Linked DNA regions of Homo sapiens: regions 2 and 3 are each linked to region 1. The links are chromatin loops, found by intact Hi-C in ENCODE. Cell type or tissue: CD4-positive, alpha-beta T cell. All regions are shown on one strand. Region 1 overlaps PCOLCE2 (procollagen C-endopeptidase enhancer 2). Region 2 overlaps SLC9A9 (solute carrier family 9 member A9). Region 3 overlaps SLC9A9 (solute carrier family 9 member A9).

Evidence for each region. Peaks named below come from ENCODE experiments on the same cell type or tissue, not always from the same donor. Only the 100,000 strongest peaks of a DNase experiment are listed, where the experiment ranks them.
Region 2: a loop joins it to region 1, with 31 times the contacts of the local background. A loop is called at or near these places in 4 of 110 quality-filtered maps.
Region 3: a loop joins it to region 1, with 10 times the contacts of the local background. A loop is called at or near these places in 3 of 110 quality-filtered maps.

What each region holds. Positions count from the first base shown.
Region 1 is chr3:142,824,110-142,832,109 of GRCh38, forward strand. It overlaps PCOLCE2 (procollagen C-endopeptidase enhancer 2), which reads right to left. Exons shown (of 9, transcript NM_013363.4): 6 at 5,583-5,737. It also overlaps the pseudogene RPL8P3. Among named protein-coding and RNA genes, the nearest start is that of PCOLCE2, 61 kb to the right of the region's middle. In CD4-positive, alpha-beta T cell, a CTCF peak has its summit at 4,789; a DNase peak (open chromatin) is centred at 4,782.
Region 2 is chr3:143,759,397-143,767,396 of GRCh38, forward strand. The region is part of intron 4 of SLC9A9 (solute carrier family 9 member A9); the gene reads right to left. Among named protein-coding and RNA genes, the nearest start is that of SLC9A9, 85 kb to the right of the region's middle. In CD4-positive, alpha-beta T cell, CTCF peaks have their summits at 4,324 and 5,548; no DNase peak of the experiment used is centred here.
Region 3 is chr3:143,671,211-143,679,210 of GRCh38, forward strand. All of the region lies in intron 5 of SLC9A9 (solute carrier family 9 member A9), which reads right to left. Among named protein-coding and RNA genes, the nearest start is that of SLC9A9, 170 kb to the right of the region's middle. In CD4-positive, alpha-beta T cell, CTCF peaks have their summits at 3,351 and 3,551; a DNase peak (open chromatin) is centred at 3,331.

The DNA of each region.
Region 1 (8,000 bases):
GTAATTAGATGCAACCCATCACTAAATATTTATTTTGAGCCTGGCACTGGCTATAAGAATCTTAAGAACTAAGAAGTAGACAAATTTAAAAGTATACCAAATAGACAAAACACAGCAGTTCTTAAGTACGGGTGACGTTGCCCCCAGCAGGCATTTGGCAATATCTAGAAACATTTCTGGTTATCACAACTAGAGGGTATTGCTAGCATCTAGTGGGTAGATGCCGAGACGCTGCTGACATCCCACAGAAAAAAGGACAGTCCCCGCAACACAGAAGGATCTGGCCCAAAATATAAATAGTGCTGAGGTAGAGAAACCCCGGGTTAACAACGTGAAAATAGTTCATCCTCATAATCATCTTAAGAATGTTTCAGAAATACTTGCTAATTATTTGTTTCTGTGTGACAATATGCTAGGAAGAACTAAACAGAACCACGGTAACAGAATTGCCCTTGTTGGGTGAATATCCACAGTTGTAATATTGCTCTTCCAACAGGCCCCACCAACTCCTCTGTTAATTTATTATTTATCTATTTATTTATTTTTGACATGGAGTCTCTCGCTCTGTCGCCCAGGCTGGAGTACAATGGTGTGATCTTGGCTCACTGCAAGCTCCACCTCCCGGGTTCAAGCAATTCTCCTGCCTCAGCCTCCTGAGTAGCTGGGACTACAGATGCCTGGCCAATTTTTGTATTTTTAGTAGAGATTTCATTTCGCCATGTTGGCCAGGCTGGTCTCAAACTCCTGACCTCAGGTGATTTGCCTGTCTCGGCCTCTGAAAGTGCTGGGATTACAGGTGTAAGCCACCGCGCCCAGCCTATTTATATACTCTTAATCTGTACCCCCTAGTTAACTCCAGAAAGAATCTGAAGCAGATGGCAATATTAAAACATATGTAATTTAATGTTAAAATACATATAATAGCTTAAATATGCATTTTTAAAAAAGGGAGAGAAAGAGCTCAGAAGATGTTTGGAAGGGAGAGACATACCATTGTTCCAGAAGTTGGGAACCTCACTTCAGCTGTAAATTTATGGAATTAAATTTACTCAGTTAACTGAGTCAAAAAGTTGTGGTGTGTCTGATGGTGAGCGCCCTTTCCCGGGCCCATTGGGAACCGGCTGCTTCTCAGCCTCCGAAGGTCAGTCTGGAAGTGGGGTGGGTGTCCAACATGCCCTTCTCCTGCTTTGGTGGGGCCTGCTGTCTGGCCTGCAAGTCACTGGCTCTCTCCTTCCCCTCCTCATCTTAACTGTCATCTGTCTCCTTGCCCTTCACTCACAAAGCTGGTCCCGGTTCTCAGCCCTCCCTGGCTGTGTTCCCGCGATCGTTTCTATGGGTCCACCCTCCCATGTCTGATCCCGCAGTCCCCGTGGCCTCATCTTCACCAGGGACTTTCCTAGACACTCAGTTCCAGGCTCGGATGTCTTCATGCTATGGCTGTTCATTGCCAGTCTATCAAATTTAGACCTGCTGGCAACCAGGACAGCGTTCTCCCCTCCAAGCTTATTTATTTAATCACTCTATGACTATGTTTTCTTCCATCTTTGATGGTTCAATATATTGGCTGCTCTCATTTTTCCCAACCCGTCAGCCCTGGCCTGTCTTTACTTCCTTAGCAATTCTATTTCATTTCCATGGTCCATTATTTCAATCATTTTCTACACAATGCCTTAAGGTCCCTTCCCCTCTGCCCTTCAGCCCTGTATGAATCTTCAGAGAAATCTGTTTTTCCTGTGCCTGCCCTCAGACAACTGAGTACACAAATGGGCCTTCAGCAGAGTGACAGGCTGGAGTTCAGCCTACTCTCCAATTTCTACAGCTGTTTTTCAAATTCTTTCTCATTCTCCTAACCTCCCGTGCTGCCACTCCCTTCTCCCTCTCAGAGGTGACCTTGCCTTTTTTTTTTTCTTTTTGAGACAGAGTCTCACTCTGTCGCCCAGGCTGGAGTGCAGTGGCGCGATGTCGGCTCACTGCAAACTCCGCATCCTGGGTCCACGCCATTCTCCTGCCTCAGCCTCCCGAGTAGCTGGGACTACAGGTGCCCACCACCACGCCCGGCTAATTTTTTTGTATTTTTTTAGTAGAGGCGGGGTTTCACCGTGTTAGCCAAGATGGTCTCGATCTCCTGACCTCATGATCCACCCGCCTCGGCCTCCCAAAGTTCTGGGATTACAGGTGTAAGCCACCGCACCTAGCCGACCCTGCCTATTTTCTAGGAAGAAGAGAAGCATAGCAGAAAATGTTCTCAAGATCCCCACCAAACCTCCAAGTCATCTTTATACCATCTCTCTTCTTTTCCTCCTCTGAGAGAGGGGTCACCCCCCTCCGACCTGAAGTCATGCCTTCTGTGAGTCCTCTGGAGCCAGCCCCTCTCACCTTTATAGAAACTTTCCTTCTCAGTTTATTCCTTCTGTCTGCCATTGCCTTCTTCTTTGCTAGTTACTCCCATCAACATAAGCAGGTTCAAGACTCTCAAAGCCTCTCCTTCTTCTTTAAGGCCAAACTTGGGGAATGAGCTACTGAACTTATTATCTCAATTTGCCATGCTCCACACTCCCCTCAGCACACACTGTCCGGGTTCTGCTGGCGGCACAAAGCCACTTACATAGATTGTGCTGGCGTCTCCAGTAGACTCCATGTCATGAAACCAAACGGAAACACTGTAGTCCTCCCTTATTGGAAGTCTCATCAACGCTTGACTCACTTACCACTCCCTTTTGTAACATTCCCTTCCACGGCTTTCACCACACATCCTCCCAGTTCTCCTCCCTCCTCCCTCGCCACTGCTTTTCAGTCACCTTTGCCAGTGTAACCTTCTCTTCAAAAAGACGGAAGTTTCTAGAGGGTTAATCTCCGCGCCTCTCCTCCTCCTGCCCTCAATCTCTGCCTAGGTCATCTCGTTCTTGATCATTGTTTCAACTATCTATATATTGATGACTCTTACTTTTTTTTGGCATAAAGACAAACTTTATTGAGCCCCTTAGCACTAGTTCTCTTTCTCCTGCACAGTCTTGGTTCCCCAGAGACGTCCAGTCTGGCGGGCAGCAATGAGACCCATTTTGCAGCCAGCAGGGTCATCTCTGAGATGGCGGAGGGGATGCCGATGTGCTGGTGGTTGCCACCTCCAAAAGGATGCTCCATAGGGTTCATGGCCACATCCCATACTCGTGGCCACCAGTTCCTCTTTGCCTTATATTTGTGGTAGGCTTGGCAAGCCTTCAAGATGGGTTTGTCAGTTCGGCCACCTCCAGCCACCACACCAACCACAGCTCTGTTGGCTGAGGAGACAACCTTCTTGGAGCCAGAGGGCAGCTTCACACGGGTCTTCTTGGTCTCAGGGTTGTGGGAGATAGCAGTGGCATAGTTCCCTGATGCCCAGGACAGCTTGCTACGGCCTCCAGGCTTCTCCTCCAGGCAGCACACGATCATACCCTCAGGCATGGTGCCCACAGGGAGCACACTGCCAATGTTGAGCTGGGCCTTCTTGCCGCAATACACAAACTGGCCCGTGTGAATGCCCTCGGCAGCAATGAAAAGCTCCGTCCGCTTCTTAAACCAGTACGGGTCGCGGAAGACCACCTTGGGGAGGGGCGCGCTGTGACCCGAGTTGTGGATGATGGGTGACTCTTAAATTTAAATCTGGCTTAAATCTTTTAGTCTGGGGACCCGTGTACCCCTACGCATGGCATATCCACTGGAAAATCTCACGGACACCTCAAACCCAACAAGGCGACAGCCTAATTTATAAATCCACCTCCGAATCCAGTTCTCTACCTCTGTGAACAGTGGCAGTATCCCCCTAGCTGTGCAAGCCCGGGACCTGGGAGGCATTCCTGACACCTACCTCCCTGACCTCCCTAGTCCAATGAATCACCAAGGCCTGTCACTGTTTCCCTCTCATCTCTTGACTCTCTCTGAATTTGTGCCATAGCACAGTTCGCCTGGACCAGCACGAGACTCTGGTGACCCCCTGGATTTCTACAATTCATTCACCTGACAGTGGCCACAGTGATCTTTGTAAAATGTGAAACTAATCCTGAACTTTGCTTAAACCCATCAACAGCTTCCCCCACACATAGGATAAACACAAAAATACTTAGAGCATAGGAGAGAGTTTGCAAGGCCTGAAGACGAAACTAGAAAGAGAGGCTGGGGACAAAGTGTGAAGGGTCTGACACACCACGGGAAGGGGTTTGGGCTCCCATGTGGTCCAATCTGGTAGTCACTAGTCACATGAAGCTTTTCAATTTTAAATTCATTAACATTAAATTAAAAGTTCAGTTCCTCAATATCATTAGCCACATTTTAAGTGCTCACAGTGGCTGCCATATTGGATAGCATAGCTGTAGACTATAAATTTAATGGGAGAACAACACAGTCTACTCGGTGTGGTGGGAGCGGGGTAGGGCATGAGGTCAGGAGAAAAGATAGAGGATATCAAAGATGACCCTATGAGTGCGGCTACCGATGCTGTGGACGTGCTTGGGAAAATAGGTGGAGAAGTAGGTCTGAGGCAGAAAATAGTGTGATAAAAACAAGTTTGTATATGCTTTCATTTAAATAGCTACAGTCACATTGTGTCCAGGAAAGAATTACAAATCCATGCTTGCGATTTCAGAGAAAGTTGAGGATGGAGATAAAAGCAAGGGAACCACTAGCTCAATGGGTGTGACCAGATAATTCACTGGAAAGAACATGGACACCAAGGCTTACTGAGCTGAGCTGGAGAAATACAGCAGTTACATGAGGCAGTACACGTCCACACCACACAGTGGCGCACTTGCAGAGTGCAAGGAAACGTTAGACCCAGAGGCGCCTGCCTGTACTCAGCCCCAGCCTAGGTGTACATGGAAAATGTGGGCAATAAAGCTGGGCTTATTTCAGCCTATTTTACATCTTAACCTTCAGTCTTTCCTTCCCGCTTTTCCCCCTCCTCCCTGGGTTTGGATTTTTAGATCTGAGGCCTGAAATCCCAGGGGGTGGAGCTGATAGGCCAGGTACTACCTACAGAGACCCTGCCTCTCCACTCCCTACATACATGCCTCAGCCCCCCAGGCCAGTTTCCCAACCAGCCTCTGTACTTCGTTGAATATTGTTGTTTAATTTACTCCGATTTGAAAATAAATAAATAAATAAATAAATAACATTTTATATGACATTTCGCTGAGAAGCAAAAAAAAAAACCAAAAACAAACATTGGCAGAATATGAAAACACAGATAGCAAGGCCCTAGAACTTCAACCTAAAATATCACAATTCTATGTAATAAAAAGCAAACGACAAGTTTGTCAGTTCCAGAAACAGAAACTTAGTCTTAGAATGATCTGTGCTTCTAATAGGCTTCCTAGTCATTGTTCAATGGTCATAATTTTCTTACCTGATATTTAAAAACTATTAGCTTACAAGCATTCTTACACCCCATACCTTTCTTTCATTAATGCAGTCATATTATTCTCTTACCAAAGCTTTCATCCTATTTAACTTTAATTTCAAGTATCTTCCTCTTATTTTTTTTCTACTTTAAAAGAATTCTTCTTATACTCCTAAAGTTTTTGCACAAACTTCCAAACAGGAAAACTTACCCGTGGTTACAGGGAATGTGGTGGTGACAGGCTGTTCTGTAGTTGTAGGCAGTTTTTTTGGCCTGAATATGTAGTGACCAATAAACCCATCTGCAGTTAAACTTAAGTCTGATAAAAACTGAATAAGAAGTTCATTTCTCTCAGACACAATTGGCCTAAAAAAAGAAAAATGTGTTTTTTTATAAATACTTAAAAGTGGTGCCTCTCTGAAAATGTAAAATTTTCTAGTTTTCCATTAACTTCCGACAATAGATTACCAGTTGTTTAAACTTAAAAGTTAAAACGTTTAAAAATACCAATTCTAATAGCTAACATTTACCGAGTGTTTGCTCAGCTAGGCACTGTGCTTTATGTGAATTGTCACATTCCACCTTCACAACAACCCTATTTTTATCTCTTTTTTTATGGAAAAGGCAATTGAAGTTCAGAGAGTTCAAGTGATTTACTCAAGGCCCTATAGCTAGTATGTTGGGAGAGTCAGAACTTGAACCCAGGACCAGATAACTCTAGAGACTGTGGCAGACGTTGGGACATGGCTGGTTTTCAAAAAGCACCTCATGATTTGCCTGATTGGGAAAAGGCAGATTCTCTGAACTAAGACTTGCGTTCAAGCTGGCCTGGGTTTGCCATGTTGGCTACAGAGCATAAAATGGACAAATCTGGTGAACAAATTCCCACGCCCTGTAAAGATGCAGCCAGAGGGATTATCTCAGTGGACTGATTATCTTTTCTATCCACTCCGGGCTAAGAAAGCCATGCAAAGGACTTCCATTTCATTTTCAATGGCAGTTCTTCGGTATGTCTGAAATGGAAACATTTCTATTATAATCTCCATTAGCAAAATGCTGTAAAGGAAAAAAAAGAAAGTGATGAATCTGTTTTGGTGTTCATGAATGGCATCATTGATTAAGAGCTCTAATTTTAGGAGCTTCCTGGTTAGCTGGCACTAAAGATTTAGTGGAGATGGTAAGTGAGGCTCAAAAGCTCTCTAAAATCTTAGGGGATTACTATATTACACAAGATAGTTTCATTTAAGTTTTGCTATTGTTATTTACACAATGGTTAAAAAAATGCTGTCTGATTAATTCTGTTTAAAAACTAATTCAGAAGTAGAAAAAATTTAACAAGTTATTTAAATGAATTAACCAGTGGTCTGACTGAACACCTTTTTGAGACATCTTCTCAGCCAATCACTTCTTACACATCATGGACACCAAATAATGAAGCAGCATTTTTTTCCCCCTACTGTCAGCTGTGCTGAGTGGGGTTGGGTGGCAGAGAGGGTAGATCTACCTGACCCAACCAGTTAGAAAAACTGCGTGATCTTTTCCGTCCTGAATATAACCTTCTGAGCCAGGGGATGAGATGAATCAAAAAGTGAGCTTTGTGATCTACATTTACAGTTTACTATGGGTTGAATATTTATCCCCTCCAAAACTCATGTTGAAATTTAATGCCCAGTGGGGCAGTATTGAGAAATGGAACCTTTAAGAGGTGATTGGGTCATGAGGGCTCTGCCCTCAGGAATGGATTCATCCATTCACAGATTAATGGATAAGTGGGTTAATGGATTAATGGGCAATCACGGGAGTGGGACTGATGGCTTTATAAGACGAGAGACCTGAGTTAGCATGCTCTGCCCCCCTTGCCATGTGATGCCCTGTGCTGCGTGGGGACTTTGCAGAGAGTCCCCACCAGCAAGAAGGCTCTCCCCAGATGTGGTCCCTTGACCTTGGACTTTTCAGCCTCCGTAACTATAAGAAATTCTTTTTCTTTATAAATTACTCAGTTTCAGGTATTCTGTTATAGGCAACACAAAACGGACTAAGACACTTCCAGCCACAAAAGTGATGAAGTTATTTAAATAATGCTTCTGAGATTCGAGCCTTTCACGAAAATATTCTATCATGCTTTTGAAAAACACTCCCATTAAATAAATAAAAACAATGCACTACACACAATTCTAACCTACAATTACAAATAAAACATGTTAATTTTGTTTAAATGATAAAATTACAAAAAAAGCACTTATAAGCAGCAAAGGAAAGGAAAGACTCAATCAGGTCAGCCTTCTAGACATGATGTTATAATTATATGATCATTCACTGCCTTTTCTATGAATTAACCTTGGGGGTAGTATATTGGAAACTGAATTTTCTCAAGGAAGAGTATTTTAGGAACAAAGACATATTTTTGTTCTGCTGCAACTGAGCTTTAGGATAAATGTGACAGAATCACAGTGCCACAAATGTACTGGGGGCCATGTTACATCTGCAAATTGTTATAAATCACTAGGCAGACAAGAGGAAATTTCACTTAGATCCACTCTGCATTGGCAAATCCCAAGAACGGACTGAGATGCTGTTTCATGTGGTATAGAGCCAGTTACTGTTAGCTGTCTCTAGTTATCATTCCATA
Region 2 (8,000 bases), 940 kb after region 1:
TCTTATTTATTTATTTTTTCTTTTTTTGCTGAGAAACTGTCAATGCAGGCACTATGCAATATCTACCTTATTCTCTTCAGGTCTATTGAAAGGCAGAAGGAGAGAAACAAGTGGAAGGACATAGAACAGCAATAGAAAGTGAGCCCTCTCTAAATACTTGATGGGTGTCCAGATCCTTTGAGTCCTGTCTGAGGTCCAGCTCTTTTCCTGTCACCGGATGCAATGAGACCTCCTCTATCCTCATAAGAAATACCCCCGTTTTTTTCAAGCTGCTCTGGGTTGGTTTCCATCACTTACAATGAGAGTCAACTAAAATACCATACAGACCTCCAATGTATGGTTTCTATCTCCCCATATTTATTTTACTATCCTAAGCACTTGTCTCTTTCAACAGCATTTTCTGTTATCTTGCAGTTGAGGGACCCTTTCCTAAATCCCACTGAGATTTAGGCTTAGCATAAAAACAATACTGTACGCACAAGCAGACCTCCATCATCTATTAGAAAGACTGGCAACAAAATAACCCAACCAAGCCCACTGAAAGTTGGATCTCCGCACCCAAATCTCACACGGTTTATTGTGAATATTCATGAGCACTTTCACATAGGAACTGAACAAATGAATAAACTTAGAGCCATACCTTCATTTGAAATTCCCCAAATAGTTTACTATCTTGAGTTTGATAGTGTTATAAATATAGAGAATATAGTAAACATTGGCTTTATGGAAATGGTTAAAAAAATAATAACCGTAAATAGCTCTTATTATTTTGAGATATGTCCCATCAATACCTAATTTATTGAGAGTTTTTGGCATGAAGGGCTGTTGAATTTTGTCAAAGGCCTTTGAATGGGCAAAAACTGGAAGCATTCCCTTTGAAAACTGGCACAAGACAGAGATGCCCTCTCTCACCACTCCTATTCAGCATAGTGTTGGAAGTTCTGGCCAGGGCAATCAGGTAGGAGAAAGAAATAAAGGGTATTCAATTAGGAAAAGAGGAAGTCAAATTGTCCCTGTTTGCGGATGACATGATTGTATAGCTAGAAAACCCCATCGTCTCAGCCCAAAATCTCCTTAAGTTGATAAGCAACTTCAGCAAAGTCTCAGGTACAAAATCAATGTGCAAAAATCACAAGCATTCTTATACACCAGTAACAGACAGAGAGCCAAATCATGAGTGAACTCCCATTCACAACTGCTTCAAAGACAATAAAATACCTAGGAATCCAACTTACAAGGGATGTGAAGGACCTCTTCAAGGAGAACTACAAAACACTGCTCAACAAAATAAAAGAGGACACAAACAAATGGAAGAACATTCCATGCTCACGAATAGGAATCATCAATATCGTGAAAATGGCCATACTGCCCAAGGTAATTTATAGATTCAATGCCATCCCCATCAAGCTACCAATGACTTTCTTCACAGAATTGGAAAAAACTACTTTAAAGTTCATATGGAACCAAAAAGGAGCCCGCATTGCCAAGACAATCCTAAGCCAAAAGAACAAAGCTGGAGGCATCATGCTACCTGACTTCAAACTATACTACAAGGCTACAGTAACCAAAACAGCATGGTATTGGTATCAAAACAGAGACACAGACCAATGGAACAGAACAGAGCCCTCAGAAATAATACCACAGATCTACAACCATCTGATCTTTGACAAACCTGACAAAAACAGGAAATGGGGAAAGGATTCCCTATTTAATAAATGGTGCTGGGAAAACTGGCTAGCCATATGTAGAAAGCTGAAACTGCATCCCTTCCTTACACCTTATACAAAAATTAATTCAAGATGGATTAACGACTTAAATGTTAGACTTAAAACCATAAAAACCCTAGAAGAAAACCTAGGCAATACCATTCAGGACACAGGCAGAGGCAAGGACTTCATGTCTAAAACACCAAAAGCCATGGCAACAAAAGCCAAAATTGGCAAATGGGATCTAGTTAAACTAAAGAGCTTCTGCACAGCAAAAGAAACTATCATCAGAGTGAACAGGCAACCTACAGAATGGGAGAAAATTTTTGCAATCTACTCATCTGACAAAGGGCTAATATCCAGAATCTACAATGAACTCAAACAAATTTACCAGAAAAAAACAAACAACCCCATCAAAAACTGGGCAAAGGACATGAACAGACACTTCTCAAAAGAAGACATTTATGCAGCCAACAGACATGAAAAAATCTTCATCATCACTGGCCATCAGAGAAATGCAAATCAAAACCACAATGAGATACCATCTCATACCAGTTAGAATGGCGATCATTAAAAAGTCAGGAAACAACAGGTGCTAGAGAGGATGTGGAGAAATAGGAACACTTTTACACTGTTGGTGGGACTATAAACTAGTTCAACCATTGTGGAAAACAGTGTGGCGATTCCTCAATGATCTAGAACCAGAAATACCATTTGATCCAGCCATCCCATTGCTGGGTATACACCCAAAGGATTATAAATCATGCTGCTATAAAGACACATGCACACGTATGTTTATTGCAGCACTATTCACAATAGCAAAGACATGGAACCAACCCAAATGTCCATCAATGATAGACTGGATTAAGAAAATGTGGCATATATACACCATGGAATACTATGCAGCCATAAAGAAGGATGGGTTCATGTCCTTTGTAGGGACATGAATGAAGCTGGAAACCATCATTCTCAGCAAACTATTGCAAGGACAAAAAACCAAACACCGCATGTTCTCACTCATAGGTGGGAATTGAACAATGAGAACACTTGGACACAGGAAGGGGAACATCACCCACTGGGGCCTGTCGTGGGGTTGGGGGAGGGGGAAGGGATAGCATTAGGAGATATACCTAATGTAAATGACGAGTTAATGGGTGCAGCACACCAACATGGCACATGTATACATATGTAACAAACCTGCACGTTGTGCACATGTACCCTAGAACTTAAAGTATAAAATAATAATAATAATAACCACCACCATCATACCTAATATCTAAATACATCTTTTCTTTGTAGAATGGTATTTGGGTTATTTTGATGGCCTACCAATTTCATTACAATAGAATTCAACTGGAATCCTTAACAAATAATTAAAATAGCCCCTGATGGAAGATTAACTTCTATATTCCCAAATAAATCTTTGTAATGGGTTGTTTTAGTAGTGTGGTGATCACCAAAGCAATTTCCCCAAGTGAACTATGTTATTTTGAGGGAGACAGAGGCAATAAAACTACCTAGAATTATTTTCTCAAGTTTATCTGAGCTTGCCAGAGCAATTGATACACCTGTGTATGAACACAGCACAAGGAGATTGTCTTCTCCACCCTCCTCAATTTTCAGACGAATATACTGAGGCCTGAAGAACAAGAGTCCCACAATATATGGCCAGTGTGGCACTGTCCTCTGATTCTGCTGGTCTCCCTGATGTAAATCCCTTTACATCCTACCCCTTTGAGAAGGCTGTGTGGCTGACTTTTACAGGTTTCATAACCTTAGAAGTTAAGCTTTTCATGGAAGAACTCAGATCAACTCAGACAAACAGTGGGAAGCAATCAGCGGAATGCCAGGCATTGGGAGGGGAACTTCTGGTCCAGGCTCTGCCATTCACTCAGGTGGGGCCTTTGGACTCCATTTGTGAAAAAGAGGAGGCGATGGAACTATTGGCCATAAGGTCTTCATGACATCCTGGAGAGTCCTTATATGTCTGTAGAAGAGCCAGCTAGCCCCACTGCTTAGGCTTTTGGTGGCAGCTTCTAGTGGCTCTCTTACCCAGTGTGCAGCACTGGAAATGCATATGTTCTTATGACCAAAGGAGTTCATGACCCTCTTCCTTCAGAACCCAGGTGACATGCATGAGAGTCAACCCACAATGGCATTCAAATATCTGTCAGTAATTATAGCAAGAGCCATTTAGTTCACAGCCTTAGAAATTTACATCCCTCTACTTTTTTCATCTTGACTTTATCTTATTTACTAGACTAGGAACAAAGGAATTTTGAGTTGACAGAATCCAATCATCTGAGTTAAGGTAAATGTCATTATAAACAAATCAGTTCAAATAATTGATGTGTTATTTTGTCACTGTGATTTTAAAGAAAAGCACAAGCCCCTTCCAGTTCTCTTTGATAATAAAATACCATCATGGATTTGTACACTCCTGGTTTCTGGTATCAATTCAGCCTCCTGTGATAGGTGTTACTAAAAACCTTTGAAGAACTTGTTTGTACATGCCAGATTTTCTTTAATATACCAACCAGTAAGTAATTCTACTCTGCAGTCTTTCAAAAAAAGCTAGAAAAATGAAGCAAAAAGCAAAATAAAATGTTTGATTTTTTTTTTTTTCACATTTCTTTTTGTCATAAACCATGGAATATGGCTCAGGATCTCCATCTAGTGGAATCTTTAAGGTGAGAACTCTGTTGTAAAATCTCTTAGTCCTGGAAAGTTGGGGATAGGGCCATTAAATAAGACAAATAATTTTTTTTCTACACACATGCATTTATTGAGAGTCTAATATGATAAGTGTGTGTTGCTTCTTTTTAACTAGGAGAATCCATATTTCCTGGGTTACCATTAATAGGTCAGTCTCTACTAAGGTCTCCAAACCATGAAAGACCATCACATGTCATTTTGTTTACAGGGATAACTGGGTTCTTCCTTCTTCTCTTTCCCAAGCTTATATTATAGAATTTCACTTCTTTTTTAAAAAATCCACTCTGACAGGGTAAGGAAAGGGAAAGGAAAAACCTCAGGAAAAGCCATTTTTCTTCTAGTTGTTAATTCTCATCAAGAGTCTGATGGAGAAAGTTGTTGAGGTATATAACATACAATGTGAGCTCTCTCAGTTATGTCAAAGAGTCATAATAAGTCATGCTGTCTATGTCATGCCCCCACCCATCTGCTTCTCAGGGTGAACATACCCTATTTCTGTGCAGCAGACTGGAGAAATTTCAATGATAGCGTATCACTTTCCAGATAGAACACTTCTAATTCTTTCCGTCCTTGGAATGTAATATATGCAATTCAACTTATATTCCCACAAGCAGTGCCAACTGCTGCCCTCAGAGTAACTTTTGGAAAACTATTAGATGCACAGTCACCACCTCATGTGGCCACCCCAGTGATCTAGAAAGGCTAAGAATTCCTTCCCTGAATTTTGTATCTTTTCTTCATTATGTCTGGGTTTGTTTGTTGGTTTTGAGGCAGGGTCTTGCTCTGTTGCCCAGGCTACAGTGCAGTGGTGTGATAATGGCTCATTGTAGCTTTGAACTCAAGTGATTCTCCTATTCAGCCTTCCAAATAACTGGGACTACATCATGCACTACCATACCCAACTATTTTATTTATTTATTTATTTATCTATCTATCTTTTGTAAAGATCGGGTCTCACTATGTAGACCAGACTGGTTTCTAACTCCTGGCCTCAAGAGATCCTCCCACTGTGGCCTTCCAAAATGCTGGGATTATAGGTGCGAGCCACCAGGCCTGGCCATGTCTGGTATTTTGTTTCATGTGTATGAGTCCATCACCAATTAAACCAGGAAACATTTTTCTTTCTTCCTTCCTTCCTTTTTGTTTCTCTTTCTTTCCTTCCTTCCTTCCTTCCTTCCTTCCTTTCTTTCTTTCTCTCTTTCTCTTTCTTTCTCTCTTTCTCTTTCTTTTTCTTTCTTTCTTTCCCTCTTTTTCTCTCTTTCTTTTTCTTTCTCTCTTTCTTTCTTTCCCTCTTTTTCTTTCTTTCTCTCTTTCTTTCTTTTTCTTTCTTTCTCTCTTTCTTTCTTTCCTCCCTCCCTCAGGCCCACCCTTCCTCCCTTTCTCTCTCTCTTTCTTTCTCTCTTTCTTGACAGGGTTTCCCTACGTTGCCCAGGCTGGTCTTGAACTCCTGGGCTCAAGGGATTCTCCTGCCTTGGCCTCCCAAAGTGCTAGGATTACAGGCATGAGCCACTGCACCTGGCCAAGATTCCTATTTTCTAACTTCTTGGGTTCAGATCGTATGAGTGTCACACTGTCGATATGCTACTAGAAAAGATGGGGACCATTTCGAGTGCAGTAGGGATCTCTTGTTATATTTATGCTGCTCAATAGGCTGTTTATTCATTCACTATATGTGGTAAATTAATGTTTATTAAATTGAATTAAATAACACATAATTTATATACTAGTTGTTCTTTATTGCAAAAGAAAGCATCAATTGTCAGATGGTGCTAAAGACTGCTCTCTGTGACAAATATAAATTCGTGATTGTTGATATAAGTGACCAAAATAATCTATGCCTCAAAATCACCTGGGCCCTGTACAGTCAAATTCAATATTACTTTCATTCATAATTAAGTTTTTATTCAGGATATATGGTGAAATGATTGCATTAACAGCCCCACTTCCTCACCCTTCCATCCTTTTGCCATGTACCTTTGCAGTGTCCTCTCTGACTGTAGCCTCAGGCATGTAGCCTGCTTTGTCCAATAGGATGTTAGCAGACTTGGCTTAAGCAGAAGCCTAAAAAAGCCTTGTAAATTTTTGCTGTTTCTGTCACATCTCAGCCAAAACCATGAAAACACATCTGTCCAGGCAAACCTGCTAGAAGATGAGAGGCATGTGGCCCAGTCACTTATGTCATACCAGGCAAATATTAGGCACATGAATGAGACCAACTGATACAAGAAGAATCACCCAGCAGAGCAAAGCCTAAAGCCCTGACCTGCGGACTCTTGAGCTGTTATTGTCTTAAGCTACTGAGTTCTGTGGCAGTATGTCAAGAAGCATTATTGAGGCAATAGATACCTGATAGATGATGCATGCTAAGTTCTGGAATAGCATAGAAGTTCTGTTGGACAACAGTGAACTGTAGACAAAGACAAACTACAATTTAGAATATAGGATAGATGGGAGTCAGAGAAAACAAAGGTGAGAAAGTGCCTCATATTGAGGATAAGTTGATATTTGAAGAAAGAAAATTTAAAAGGATGTAAAGTCAGACAACAAGGCCAGAATAAATATAAACATACTTAGCTAATATGTATGAAAGGAAGAAAGTCCTGATGTTGGAGGATGGCTACCACATAAGATCTGCTGTCATCACACATTTAAATATAGTGGGGGTGATTGCTTTAAACATTAAGGAATTGCAAATGTGACTATTTCTACAACTGGGTATGTTTTCTTAGCTGTAGGTGGAGGGTAGGCTGGAAAAGTTTTTTTTGTTTTTGAGACACAGTCTCACTGTGTCACCCAGACTGGAGAGCAGTGGCCTGATCTTGGGTCACTGCAACCTCTGTCTCCCAGGTTCAAGTGATTCTCCTGCCTCAGCCTTCTGAATAGTTGGAACTACAGGTGCCACCACCTTGCCTGGCTAATTTTTAAAAAATATTTTTAGTAGAGACGGGGTTTCCCTATGTTGGCCAGGCTGGTCTAGAACTCCTGACCTCAGGTAATCTGCCTGCCTTGGCCTCCCAAAGTGCTGGGATTACAAGCATAAGCCACCATGCCCAGCCTTAGACTGCAAGAGTTCTAAAGCTTTTTCCACATGTCCCATAATTCTATCATTTCAGTATACTAGTTATTGTTTTGCAAATTTATTCTTAAAAAGTATGGTAATCATGGCCACAATTGCTGTAAGCAATGGGAAAGCAGTATCTGTATCATTAATACCACTATGATCTGAGTGCGCTTGAGCTAGAATTCATGAGAATTCTGCTAATATTATGGTTATGGTGTTTATAACACGTTTCACTCAGGAGGTATGCTTCTTGCCTGGACCTCTAGATATTTCTGCAGAGGACAGAGTGAAACAACTGAGGTTGGACTAGAGTAACATGTCCAACTTCCTGCATGTTATTCATGCCAGGGTGTCTTTGGGCAGGACCGGGTAACAAGAGCTTAGAAGATGAATTTCCCATACTGAGTAAATTTATTTACCCCTTCCCTATCATATACACAGATGAGATGGCGCTGCCTTTCAGGTGATTTGGTTTGTGAAACAGTAAGTGTCTGTGTATGTGTGTGTGTGTGTGTGTG
Region 3 (8,000 bases), 850 kb after region 1:
TGCTGCCAATCCGTGGCTTTGGGTTGCTTCTACATATTGATTCAAGTACAGCCATTGCTTCAATAATTTTAAGCTGGCTGCAAGTTAGCAAAAGTCAGTTTTTTTTTCAGATAGATGTTAGTGTTTAGTATCTAGCAAAAACACAGTCTAGAAATCTAAGGAAACAGAATTCCTAGCTTCCATACCTATATTTCATTAACTTGCCGTGAAACCTTGAGATAATCTTAAAATTTGCTGCACCTCAATTATTTCACCTAAGAAATGGGTCTTCTCTACCCAAGAACACAATGTGAAAATAACTGAAATACTGTCTGTAGAAGCTCTTTGAGCTCTTTGAAAGAGTCAAACAATATAAATCAAAGCTGTTATTTTTATTTCTGAGTAAATTTGCTCAAGAATAGAATTGAGGTTTATATGATGGAGTTTTACAGACATAGGTTTATGTAGAGGGTTTTAAACTGATGCTATTCCATTGTGCTTAACACTGAATTGTAAAGACACAGAAAATACAGCCAAGTACTGTTAAATGACACTGTGTGCAGGTTTGAAATGCAGATTGCATAGTAAAAATGGCTGATACGTCTGTGCTCTCTAGAAGCCTGCTGGCTTCAGTGGGAGGTACTCTGGTCTAACATCCTCTGACTCCCTCTGAGGTGTAATTTCTCCCCCCTTGGAATTCAATGAAAACATATGAATATCTCTTACTGCTTCTGTTCTCTCACAGCAATACCAATGCAATCTTTCTCTACCAAATATTAGATGCTAAAAGTAGAGTCATCCAACTTTCTTTATAGATGACAGAGCAAATAATTCAGGAACACAAACTTTATACTATATGAGAGCATTTTTTGCTGTTTATAATATGGCATAAAACCATCTTGATCTCTTCCTGCTTAGCCGATATTAAATGAATGTTGTCTTTGTTCTCTAAGCCAGCCCTGGTACTGAAGGAACTACTTTGTCAATTACATCTTAAATTTTTTTTTTGTCTGTGAATAGAAAATTATTCCGTTTTCTCTTGAATTCTTGTGTAGAATATTGATAACACCAGTGATGAGAAACCACAAGTGTAATATAGGCTAAAACTAAATGCAGAGGCAGAGAGGGCCAGAAGGTGAAAAAGAACAATATCCATGATTTTAAAAAGATGTGATCCAAACAAAAGAAATCAATGAAGAACACAATTAAATATTGAAACACAACAGTGATTAGAGAGCATGATCAGAGAAACTGAAGGAAAACAAAACTGAAAAATAAAAACTTTTCTGATTATGCCAATGTGAGTAATCTTTCTCCGGTGTTAGAAAAATTAAATATTTAAACCTGGAGTTCCACGATGAATGAAAAATATGAGAGACAGCCCAATTAAGTCATCCTTACTGAAGAGGCTTTTCTCCAAAAATAACAGTCCTGCTTTTAATTATAGGTTCTTGGGTCTGTTAATCAGCCATCTTCCTCAAGGCTAAGCTTGGTGCAAATAACAGAGAAGGATTCAGCAAAATGCCCTGTTTAATTAAAATGAATTTAATTAAAAATATTTTTATACACATGACCAATCACCATTATTTATGCAGATGTTCCCACATAAGTCTTTGAAAAGGCATTTCTCCCCCCAACCTTTAAAAAATATGCTGTGCTTCTACAAGAACTGCTATGAAATGAAAAGCACTATGACTGGTAGTTAATACCTATTTTTATCAAAACAGCAGTGCAGCTCACACATCACCTGAGCAGCCGTAACCATAGTAACCCCAAATAGAAAGGGGCTTCAGATTATCAACACCATCAAAGGTAAGATAGTTCATGTGCCTCTGCAATAGTTACACTACAGCAAACTTTAAAGGATAAAGGTGGCTTTTATTCCTACTACTTAAATGTTAAATGAAAATAATGACTTGCAAGTACAGTGTATAGAAATGCCTTTCATTTTGGAAGACTCTTATTTCCTCAAAGTGTTAATAATAGAAAAGATGAAAACTCAATGCTATACATTTCTCCAGTGCTTCTATCTGATTATGGCGAGGGGACAGTAATCATCATTTTGCCAAGTTGGAGAATTCATACAGGGAAAACCCCACCCATAGGAGCCCTGCAGGATGAGAAGCTGGACGAGAAGGCATATTCTGTGTCCATGCACTCAGTGAGAGGATGGCTATGGTTAGTGATGATTGTCGACACGAATTACCTGCAATAAGGTATAGATGGTGACTTAGGGTGTAGACTGGCAGTCAAATCACAAAGAAAATGCACATTTAATTAGAGAAGGAGTGGAACTGGTTTGAAATATCAGTGAAATACCAATCCAAATACAAATCTGTATTTGGCTTTATAATTTATGGTTGGGGTAGGATGGAGTAGGGAAGGGTGGGAGGGCAGGGCATAAAAGGCCAGCAAGACCATACTTATTAATTATATTGTTAATTAATAATATTAATAATATTGATTATTCTATCAGAGGAACTATGATCTAGATAATCCAAAACAGAGACTAGTAGAAAAGACTTTCTGACAACATTTCCTAATGTTCAATATGTCTAGGGGGGCAGCATCTGGAAACATGGAGAAAATATTCTAAATTTTAAATATTTAAGTGTATAGTAGCTATTACAAAAAGCAGAAATTCCACATGAGGATAAATATAATTTTATTAATTTTTTCTTTTTAGTCTCTTTACATTTGAGATTTACCGTGGAAGTGGATGGACAAGTAATGAAAACATAAGAAAACAAATTCTTTAATTATGGTCATGTAGGAAGAAAATGGTATCTGGAAATTTTATGTTCAGGAATAAATAGGAATATCATGATAGTGTTATCTAAAAATCCAATAAAGTGCCTGAGAAGAATTCACTGCTAATAAAAATGTGTTTTAAAACACTTAGCAATTTACACATAATTTTCCATACAGCTCTTCATTTGATCTGACAAAAATTCTTTGAAGAAATGGAAGGTACTTTCTGTTTTGTTTTGTTTTGATAGTCTCTATTTTAAGGAAGTGGAAAGTGAGGTTCCAATAAGTTAAAGCATTAAACTGTGATGCTCCATTCACCCATGACACTAATCTTGCCTTAATGAACTGACACTTTTGATATCCAGGACGCTCTGACCACCAATCCCAACCTCATTTTTAGGAAATTTTTCTACCCTTATTACGTGCTTATTTTATTTTTAGTGGAAGGCTCCTCTTGGGATTAGTTTATGAGACATCCCTAACTGTGATCCTTTTATGCAGGCAATTTCACAGGGCCTCTCTTAGATGCTTTCACCCATAAACACACGAGCAGTGCCAGCGCCCTGGTTCACACTTCCCCTTGAAACCGGTGCGCCCCAGAATTAGAGCGACACCTAGCCGTGATTTTAGGTAGTACATGCTAGGAAAGCTTATTTGGGCAAGGGAGACAAACAAGAGACATCAGAGCTGGTGGCATCTCAAGAGGATACTACTCCCAGAGGTAGAAATCTCAGAGGTTTTCTAACAGCACTTTCTACTGGGAACTAGGACTCCTGCAGTTCACATTCTCTGAGGAGGAACTATATGATAAGGGAAGTTTATTATAATTATAATAAAAGGTAAGATGTGCACCCTTGAAATTACATACAGGTTCTACCAGTGCAATAAATGATATCTATTTCAGATTAAAAATATCAGTTCCAAGCCTCCTTCATCTCAATAATTCTTGACATTTACTCAGAAAAGCAAATATTTCATTCAGTTTTTATATTCATCGGGGCTGTGGACTAGTGCTACTAGCATCAACGAGACACTTGTTAGAAATGGGGTGTTGGACTTGACCCTGGACCTACGGAATCAGAATTTCAGGAGGCAGAACCCCCTAATTAGTACTTTCAGACTCTCCAAGTGAGTTTTACGTTCACTCACATTGGAGAACCTACTAATATAGAGCAAGAAGTAATCTTAAAAATCATCTAATTCCTCTAGGAATATATTAGGCAAATAAGGCCTAGAAAGCTTAAGTGGCCACCTTGAATTTTCCCTGCACATCAGAAATATGCCTTGTGCATAGTAACAGGGATTGAACTAGACCTGAGGTCTCCTAACTCCCAATAATAAAAATAGCATAGTGCTATGACACTTGTCAAGTGCAGGCTGGTTGGGCAAAACATTAGCTAAACAGAGACTTTGACTTTGTATCTATATTCCTCCTGGCTTCTAATTTCAGTAAATGAATTATCATCCATGCATTTAATTTAGGCACCAGACAGGATAATCCACAGTAAATTTTCTAAATTCAATTAACATGAGCCAGTAGTAGTCTCCTTATGAAAGCCAACAACGAGGGCTCAGGGCTTCATCAAGCACTTGGGATTCTTAGCACACTTTAGCTACTGGAGCAAGCAGAGATGTGTGACTTACATGTAATATGAGAAGTCATTGATTTTCATTTCTTTTTTCACTTCACGGCAGACACAATATCATACTGAGTTTGAAGATTTTCCTTTAAGATTTTCTCATTATACTTCAGAGTGATTTACTAATATCATATAAAAATGATTGGTTATTTTCTCATTTTTATGAAATTTTGAAGTTTTCAAGTGTACAGATGTGTTTCCACATAAATCCATAAATATGATCATAATATGCATACTCTTTGTTTAGTCGTTTGCTTTAATAGTCTTTTTTCTTTTCCTTTTTGGTATGTCTCTCTTTTTTCCACCTCTTCCTCTCTTAAACTCATATCTCCTCTCTCCCCAAGTAACCCAATTTTACAACGCAGTACAGAGGTCCTCAATGTTTTTGGCACCAGGGACAGGTTTCTCGTGGGGGATGGGGAGGAGGGCGAGGTGGGGATGGTTTCGGAATGAAACTTCCACCTCAGCTCATCAGGCATTAGATTCTCATGAGGAGCACACAACCTAGATCCCTCGCATGCGCAGTTCACAATAGGGTTCACACTTCTATGACAATCTAATGCTGCCGCTGATCTGACAGGAGGTAAAGCCCAGGTGGTTATGCTGGCTGGCCTGCCACTCACCTCCTGCTGTGCAGCTTGGTTCCTAACAAGCCACAGACCTGTACCCGTCTGTGGCCCGGGAGGCTGGGGACACCTGACCTAGTATATGTCCTACCAATTTCTCTTTATACTAAAATTCTCATTATAACAATTACACACACACTTGTAACAATGTTAAATTAGATGTTTAAAATGAGAAACAAAGCAAAAACAAACAAACAAACAAAACAAACAAAAACACATGTTATGTAGTGAGATGTACAATCTTAAAAGCAGCTGGGTGTGGTGGCTCATGCCTGTAATCCCAGTAATTTGGGAGGCTGAGGAGGGCGGATCATGAGGTCAGGAGAGCGACACCATCCTGCTCAACATGGTGAAACCCTGTCCCTACCAAAAATACAAAAATTAGCTGGGCGTGGCGGCGTGTGTCTGTAGTTACAGCTACTCGGGAGGCTGAGGCAGGAGAATCGCTTGAACCCAGGAGGCGGAAGTTGCAGTGAGCCGAGATCACGCCACTGCACTCCAGCCTGGGGACAGAGTGAGACTCCTTCTCAAACAAACAAACAAACAAAAACAAACAAAACAAAACAAAAAAACCCAGCACGTGTCTGAAAACCAGTTACATGACTCCATTGAACCTCTCTGCCATTTAAGAATGTGAAAGATCCTAGACTAGAGGTTAAGATCTGTGAAGGGAGTTCTTTTACTACTTGTGAGTTGTAAATCTGAACTCCCACATGGGGAGGGTTGTTTGCACATCTCAAGCCTGTAAAAAGAGACTTCCCTAGACCATCAGACAGCTTAAGATGACACACATGGAGTTTGGGGACACAGTGGATTACTGTTTGACTCTCGCTTTGCCATTATTACATGGGACTGCACATGTTCATTGCTGAGTTGAGTCTGTGATTACAACTCACAAACCAAATATTTTTATCCAGCAAGTCGGAAAGTAGTAGTCCCACACAATATTTTAAGGGGAGACTGGAAGAAAAAAAAGCACTTTCTGTGCCTATACCTCACAAGTCCCACTTTTCAATATAAAAGTTACACACAGATATGCATGGGGGTTATCTACACATAAATTTATAGGGGTCACCACTGCTTTTAAAAATGTGAATCATATTTTTATATACATTTTTGCATTTACTTTAATAGTCAACAATGCCTGCTGGAAAACTCTCAAGTTAACTGGAAGGGCACTAATTTATTTTTTTAATAGACATACAATATTGTGTAGATGTCCTACAATCTATCATCTTAAAAATGTTGCAGTACACATTCTTGTTCATATATCCTTAAGAACTGGTGGTTTTACTTGTGTGAGATAGCCTCCCAGGAGTCAGATTGCTGGGTCAAAAGGGGCTGTATATTTTAAGGTATAATAGCTTTGCCAAATTACTTTCCAGAAGTCTGTTAATGATTTAAATGTTCTCTAGAAATGTGTAAAAGTCCACTCTTTCCTGCAACCCTGCCAGCAATGACTGTTACTTGGTATTATAATTGTTGCCAAACTGTTAGGGGTAAAATGATATGCTGTTACTTTAATTTACATTTCCATGACTTCTTGGAAGTTTGAATAACTTTTTACATTTGTGGAACAAGTGGATTTGTGTGTCTATGAATTGCCTCTTCAGAGTCTTTTTTTTTTTTTTTTTTTTTGAGACAGAGTCTCGCTCTGTCGCCCAGGCTGGAGTGCAGTGGCACAATCTCGGCTCACTGCAAGCTCTGCCCCCCTGGTTCGTGTCATTCTCATGCCTCAGCTTCCCAAGTAGCTGGGACTACAGGCGCCTGCCACCATGCCCAGCTAATGTTTTGTATTTTTAGTAGAGACGGGGTTTCACCGTGTTAGCCAGGATGGTCTGGATCTCCTGACCTCGTGATCCACCCGCCTCAGCCTCCCAAAGTGCTGGGATTACAGGCATGAGCCACCGCGCCCAGCCTGCCTCTTCATAGTCTTTGTCAGTGTTTCCGTTACTTACTTCCAGATTGTCATTTTAAAGTGTTCTTTGTGTATTAAAAATAGTAATATTCTGTCCTTCGTATTTTAATAATTTTTCCCCAGTGTGTTGCCTATCTATTGACTGTTTATGGTGTCTTTTCCACTTAAATGTATTTTCTTTTTATATCTTCAAATATATCTATATTTATGGATTCTGGTTTTCCATTCTTTGTTAAGAAGAGTCTCTATATCCTTAATCTATAGATATAGATTTATAGATTTTCTTGCAGTAGTTTTTTAAAATTTCATTATTTACATTTTAATTCTTCTAAATATATTTTTGTAAATGGTTATATGTGTTCAATTTTATAATCTAAATGGATAGCCAGTGAATTGTGCTAGTACCATTTGTTAAATAAACCATCATTTCCCCATTGAATTGAAAGACCACCTCTGTCAGATTATCATTTTTCAATGAAATCTGTGTCTGGATCATCTATTATTTTTTACTGGTCTTGTGCTTCCTAGGCCAATACCACACTGATTTGATTATAATGGCATTGTAGTATATTCTTACATCTGATTAGGTAGGTTACCTCATGGTTTTATTCCACTTTATAAGCTTTAAGATAATTTTATCCAGTTTCAATGTTTAAAGTGGTAAGTTTTCATTGAAATTACCTTAAATTTTTGTATGAATTGGAGGAAAGTAGAATTTTCATGAAAGCTTTCTTCTCATCACCAAGATGGTGAACTATAATAGCATCGGCTACTGCTTTCCTCCACAAAGTCAATGATGAAGAAAGTATATAGAGAAAAGTGGAATTGAAACTAATAACAACAAAAGCCATGAGAAATCCCCAGGGAGAAGGAGCACTGTTTTGGATTGATGTGTGTGGGAAAGAGGTGAGAGGGGTGGGAAAGAGGTGAGGGGGGTGGGAAGAGTGCAGCAAATCTGGCAATGGGCGGCTACACACAGCAGTAAAAAAAAGCAAATTAGGAAAACAAACAAACAAACAAACAAAAACTGTTTAAGCTCTGCCATTTGGCTTACTTGCATTTCCATGGAGTAATCATTGCTTAGCT